Regions from separate parts of the Homo sapiens genome. Here region 1 is linked to region 2. A link is an interaction called in ENCODE POLR2A ChIA-PET data of the cell type or tissue named here. Cell type or tissue: HepG2. All regions are shown on one strand. Links, peaks and the distances in the headings refer to the core of each region. The heading gives the core; the rest is flanking DNA. Region 1 overlaps SLU7 (spliceosome associated SLU7). Region 2 has its middle 8.5 kb from the start of CCNJL.

What was found. Peaks named below come from ENCODE experiments on the same cell type or tissue, not always from the same donor. Only the 100,000 strongest peaks of a DNase experiment are listed, where the experiment ranks them.
Region 1: POLR2A ChIA-PET joins it to region 2 with 5 read pairs; 6 of 35 experiments call an interaction of 5 or more read pairs at or near these places.

Annotation. Positions count from the first base shown.
Region 1 is chr5:160,415,767-160,418,558 of GRCh38, reverse strand. All of the region lies in intron 1 of SLU7 (spliceosome associated SLU7), which reads left to right. Among named protein-coding and RNA genes, the nearest start is that of SLU7, 1.9 kb to the left of the region's middle. In HepG2, for the core only: no CTCF peak of the experiment used is centred there; no DNase peak of the experiment used is centred there; H3K4me3 peaks cover 1,136 bases.
Region 2 is chr5:160,319,612-160,322,438 of GRCh38, reverse strand. It overlaps a transcript of CCNJL not described here. Among named protein-coding and RNA genes, the nearest start is that of CCNJL, 8.5 kb to the right of the region's middle. In HepG2, for the core only: no CTCF peak of the experiment used is centred there; no DNase peak of the experiment used is centred there.

The sequences.
Region 1 (2,792 bases), core at 26-2,525, 96 kb before region 2:
CAGTAAGTGGGAGCTATTACTGTTTTTAGTTGGAGAAAATAGGTCCCTCCACAGCGACGGAAACTAGTGCGTACAACTTGGTGACTATAATACTTTATTCAGTTTTAGTTTTTAATATTTTAGGCCCAGAAGCCAATGTTCTGTGGACAAGTATAACATACTGGTTTAGAGAACTGACTTTGGAGTCAGAGTTGTGTTTGAAGTCCTTATTTCTTACTACAATGTGTTCTTGGCTGAGGATCTTACCTCTCAGAACCTGTTTCTTCACTGTAAAATGGTGTTCATCAGACCTATCTACTGGGCTTATTGTGAAGATTAGATGAGGTGATACACGGTAGGCTCGAGAAATGGTAGCTGTTTTAATAAAGATTAAATTTACCGTTGTTGTGCTTCTCTTCGCAGTATATTTAGGCCATCAGTTTATATGTTACACAAATATATGTGGAGGTTTTCTATAGGTCAGACATAGAAGAGAACACCTTTGAGAAGCATCGTAGACCCCCAGGCATTGAGCACTTTCCACTGGGAAAGAGCTTGTGTAAAGGCCCAGTGTCTACAGGGAGCACGGTTTGTTAGAGGAACTAGAGGAACTACAAGAAGGTCTATGTAGTTAGTAGAGAAGGAAGCGGGGATAGTTGTAATGGTGAGGCTGGAAGGTAGGCAGGTGCCAGACCATGGTGGACCGTGTAGGTGTGTTAAAAAGATGTCAGTTTTTAGAGTACGAATGATAAAATCCTTTGGAGCGTCATTTTTTTTTTTTTTTTTTTGAGACGTAGTCTAGCTCTGTCGCCCAGGCTGGAGTGCAGTGACGCAATATCAGCTCACTGCAATATCGGCCTCCTGGGTTCAGGTGATTCTCCTGTCTCAGCCTCCCGAGTAGCTAGGATTACAGGTGCACGCCACCACGCCTGGCTGATTTTTTTGTATATGCTTAGTAGCGACGGGGTTTCGCCAGGTTGGCCAGGCTGGTCTCAAACTCCTTACCTCAGGTGATCCGCCCGCCTCGGCCTCCCAAAGTGCTGGGATTACAGGTGTGAACCATCGCACCCAGGTGTCACTATTCGTTATGATAGTTATTAGCCACTTGTGGTTATTGAGACTGGAAATGTGATTAGTTTAAATAAGTGTAAAACCCATATCAACTTTTAAAGACAGAGTTGTTTTTTTTCTAATTCAAATTTGCAATTATAATATGTTGGATATATTACATTAAATAAAATCTTGTAAAAGTAATTTTACCTGTTTATTTTTACTTTTTTAATGTGACTACTGGAAAACATAAAATTACATGTGGGACTAGCATTGTATTTCTCTTAGATGGTGCTGTATTGAATTTTTGGACGGTACTGCATTGGAGGATTTTAAGCTTGGGCAGTAGGACATTGTATTAATCTGTTTTCACATTGCCAATGAAGACATAGCCCAGACCTGCCAATTTACTAAAGAAGTAAGTTTGTTGGACTTAACAGTTCCACGTGGCTGGGGAGGCCTCACAAACATGGTGAAAGGTACCTCTCACATGGCGGCAACAATAGAGAATGAGAGCCAAGCAAAACGGGTTTCCCTTTATCAAACCATGAGATCTCGTGAAACTTATTCATTACCAGGAGAACAGTATGGGAGAAACTGCCGCCATGATTCAGTGATCTCTCACCCGGTCTCTCCCACAACACTTGGGAATTACAGGAGTACAATTCAAGATGAGATTTGGCTGGGGACACAGAGCCAAACCATGTCAGACATGATATGATCAGATTTGTGTTTTGAAAAATTAACACTGCAATGTGGAGAATTGATTGGAGGGAATCAGAAGAGTCCAGTAAGTAGGAAAAAGTAATAACTTACACTAGGGTGGTAGCAGTAAGAATGGAAAGAAGTAGATGCATTTGAATGATACTCAAAAGGTGAAAATAACTGTTCTTAGTGATGAGATAGATGTAGGGATAAGCTGAAGCACTTAATGTAAAGGGACGGATGGTGTTGTCTTTCATTAAGATAGGGAAGAGTAGGAGATTAGATTTCAGAGGGAAGATCATGAGATTGAATTAAGACGTATTGAGTTTAAATGCCTCTGGCCTCTAAGTGGAGATGTCAAGTAAGCAATTGGATATATGTATCTGAAGCTCAGATAAAAAGTCTTGAATAGAAAAATACGTTGTTCCTTTATTATTTTTTATTTTATAGAAAAATAAGTTGGAGAGCCAGCAGTGTTGTATTGTGACCATTGAAGCCTTGGAAGTAAATGAGCTTATCCATTAGTGGGAGTTTAGAGTGGCTTAAAAGGTGCTGACTGAGCCTTGAGGAATCCAACATTAAATAACTGGGCAAAATTTGATGACAAGAGAGGTACAAGAAAAACCAAGAGGGCCAGGCACAGTGGCTCACGCCTGTAATCCCAGCACTTTGGGAGGCCAAGGTGGGCAGATGGCCTGGGGTCAGGAGTTTGAGAGCAGCCTGGCCAGTGTGGTGAAATCCTGTCACTACAAAAAATACGAAAAAATTAGCCGGGCATGGTGGCGGGCACCTGTAATCGAGCTACTCGGGAGACTGAGGCAGGAGAATCGCTTGAACCTGGGAGGCGGAGGTTGCAGTGAGCTGAGATCATGCCACTGCACTCCAGCCTGGGCAACAGAGCGAGACTCTGTCTCTAAAAAAAAAAGAAAAAGAAAAACCAAGAGAATGTAGTGTCAGGGAAGTCAAGACATAATATATAAAAAGGGAAGGAACAGAGCTGAAAAATGTCCATTGGATTTAGCACAATGGTCCTTGATGACTTAATGATGTAACTCTTT
Region 2 (2,827 bases), core at 86-2,585:
TAAAGGCAGTACTATTATTATCCCCATTTTGGAAAGAAGGAATCTGGGGTTAGCTAACTTGCTTGAGATCATTAACTAGAAAAAAATCAAAGCCAACATTGAAGTCTGGGGCAGTCTTAGAGCCTTAGCTGTAATACTGAGCTGGTGGAAGCAGGCTGGGTTGGGAAAAGAGGGAAGAGGGCAATACATCAAAAATGTCCTTAGAGACGTGATTAAGTTCCACATCTAAGTAAATGGGAACTTCACCCTTTAGGTGTTCAGAGGTAAAACCTGGGGTCATCTGATTTCTTTCTCTTACACCTCACATCTAGTCCATCAGCAGATCCTATAGGCTCCTGTTTCTAACTATGCTCAAGATCTGGCCCCTCCTCACTCCCTTCACCTCTTCCCCCTGCCCAAGCCAGCCCCATCTCTCAGCTGGATTATTACAGTAGGCTCTGACCTGGTCTGCCTTTCCTCACCCCCACTGCCTATGTGCCTGGCCAAAGACCATTCCATCAATATCACAGTGGTTACCTGCTGGTAGGGGGCAGGGTTGGGGGAGGTGTTGTTCAGGATCTTAATAATATATATATTTTTTGAGACGGAGTCTCACTCTGTCGCCCAGGCTGGAGTGCAGTGGCACCGTCTCGGCTCCACACCCAACTAATTTTTTTGTTGTATTTTTTTAGTGGAGACAGGGTTTCACCATGTTGGCAAGGCTGGTCTTGAACTACTGATCTACCTGCCTCTGCCTCCCAAAGTGCTGGGATTACAGGCGTGAGCCACCGCGCCCGGCCAGGATCTTAATAATATTTTAATCGTGCTTTAATAGTGGTACAAGGAGAATGATACTTGCGTAATCAAGAAATTTTTCATAGATTTCCCAACCCTTCTCCACCCCAAGCCTGAGTCCCCTCAGCTGAGCGGCTGCGACCGTAATCCTTGGCTCTTGAACTTTGGGTCTTTGCAGCCCTGGAAGCTACGGAAGCCCCTCATAGAAGGTGGCTTTGTGGCATCCAGGTGGCCCAAGGAAAGCAGCACCCTGCTGCTGGCAGTGAGGAACTTCTAGGCATGAGGGTCCCCCGGCAGGCTTGTCTGGTCACCTTTCACTGTCCAGTCTCAGTCTCCTTCCTGTTTATTGTCTGTTGGAGGAGCAGGGCTGGCAGGCTCAGGGGGGTTGAAGTTAATGGTGCCTTTTATTTCCTCCTCCTGGAGTCTGGAAAGCTCTTATCCCATTGTTCCCTGCAGAATCCCTGTCAGGCTGGAGGGCTCCTATCACACACCTACGCCAGGGTTTCCAAGCCAGGGCTGATGTGGTGTGTCGCCCACATGGTGGAAAAAAAAGAGAGAGAGAGAAAGAGAGAAGGAAAGAAAGAAAGAAAGAAAGAAAGAAAGAAAGAAAGAAAGAAAGAAAGAAAGAAAGAAAGAAAGAAAGAAAGAAAGAGAGAGAGAGAGAGAGAAAGAAAGAAAGAGAGAGAGGGAGGGAGAGACAGAGAGGAGAGAAGGAGGGAAGGAAGGAAGGAAAGAAGGAAGGAAGGAAGGGACAGAGGGAGGGAGGGAAGAAAGAAAGAAAAAGAAAGAAAGAGAGAAAGAAAGAAAGAAAGAAGGAAAGAAAGAAAGAAAGAAAGAAAGAAAGAAAGAAAGAAAGAAAGAAAGAAAGAAAGAAAGGAAAGAAAGAAAAGAAAGAAAGAAAAGAAAGAGGCAAAGTCAAGCCAGTATTTTAAAATCAGGAGATATCTCAATTTCCTCTTTCTTTTGAAGTCAAACAATCTGGCAATAGTGGGCACCAATTCCCAAGCTTTCACAATTTGAGGGGATGCAGAAGGGGCTCCCCACCCTGGATGCAGCACGCACCCACTGGTCAACCACAGTCCTCATCGCTCCACACTGCTTCCTGGCACTGTGGCTGGTGTGGACATTGACTGTCAAACTCAGGCGGTTTTTTCCTCATAAAGAGGAATACTTCTCTCCCTCCAAGTTTCTTCCAAAGGTTGGGGAGTGGGGGAAGTTAGACCAGGAGGGCCGTAAGTCATCTTCTCGTTATGTTGTCTTCCTGACCCTCTTATCCCCCCAGATTGTGTCCTCTGGGATCGAATCCCACCCCCTCCTTTCACAGAAGGAGAAACTGAGGCCCATGGAAGGAAGGCTACTCACTCAAGCCTCACCATGGGTTCACAGAGCTTGCTTCAGGCTCCAAAGAGCAATGTCATCGGAAGGTTCTAGCCTGCTCTGTTATTATTATGGATGACAAAATAATATTAGAGAGCAATTTATACCTCATGATTCTTCATGTCATACAACAGTCCTTTAAGGAAAGAGTAGTTTTCTCATTTTACTAATATGAACAAGGAGGTCCAAAAAGCATAAGTGGCCCATAGAGGGTCACACACTTTCTAGATCTCATTTGAAAAATGAGGACAGTAACTCCTGACCAGTCTGAAGTCTGGGCCAGGTGATTCCCATAGGTCCCCGTTAGCTCCGCTATCCATGTTATCCATCGTTTATTTATTTATTTATTTATTTATTATTTATTTATTGAGACAGGGTCTTGCTCTGTTGCTCAGGCTGTACTGCAGTGGAGAGATCAGGGCTTACTGCAGCCACGATCTCCCCACCTCAACCTCCCAAGTAGCTGGCACTAACAGGCTTGCACACCACCACACCTGGCTAAATTAAAAAACAAAAAAAATTGTAGAAACGGTCTCACTATGTTTCCTAGGCTCGTCTTAAGCTACTGGACTCAGGTGATCCTCCCACCTCAGCCTCCCAACGTACTGGGATTCCAGACTTGAGTCACTGTGCCTGACCTGTTGTTTATTATTTCAGTAAACCTATATTGACGACG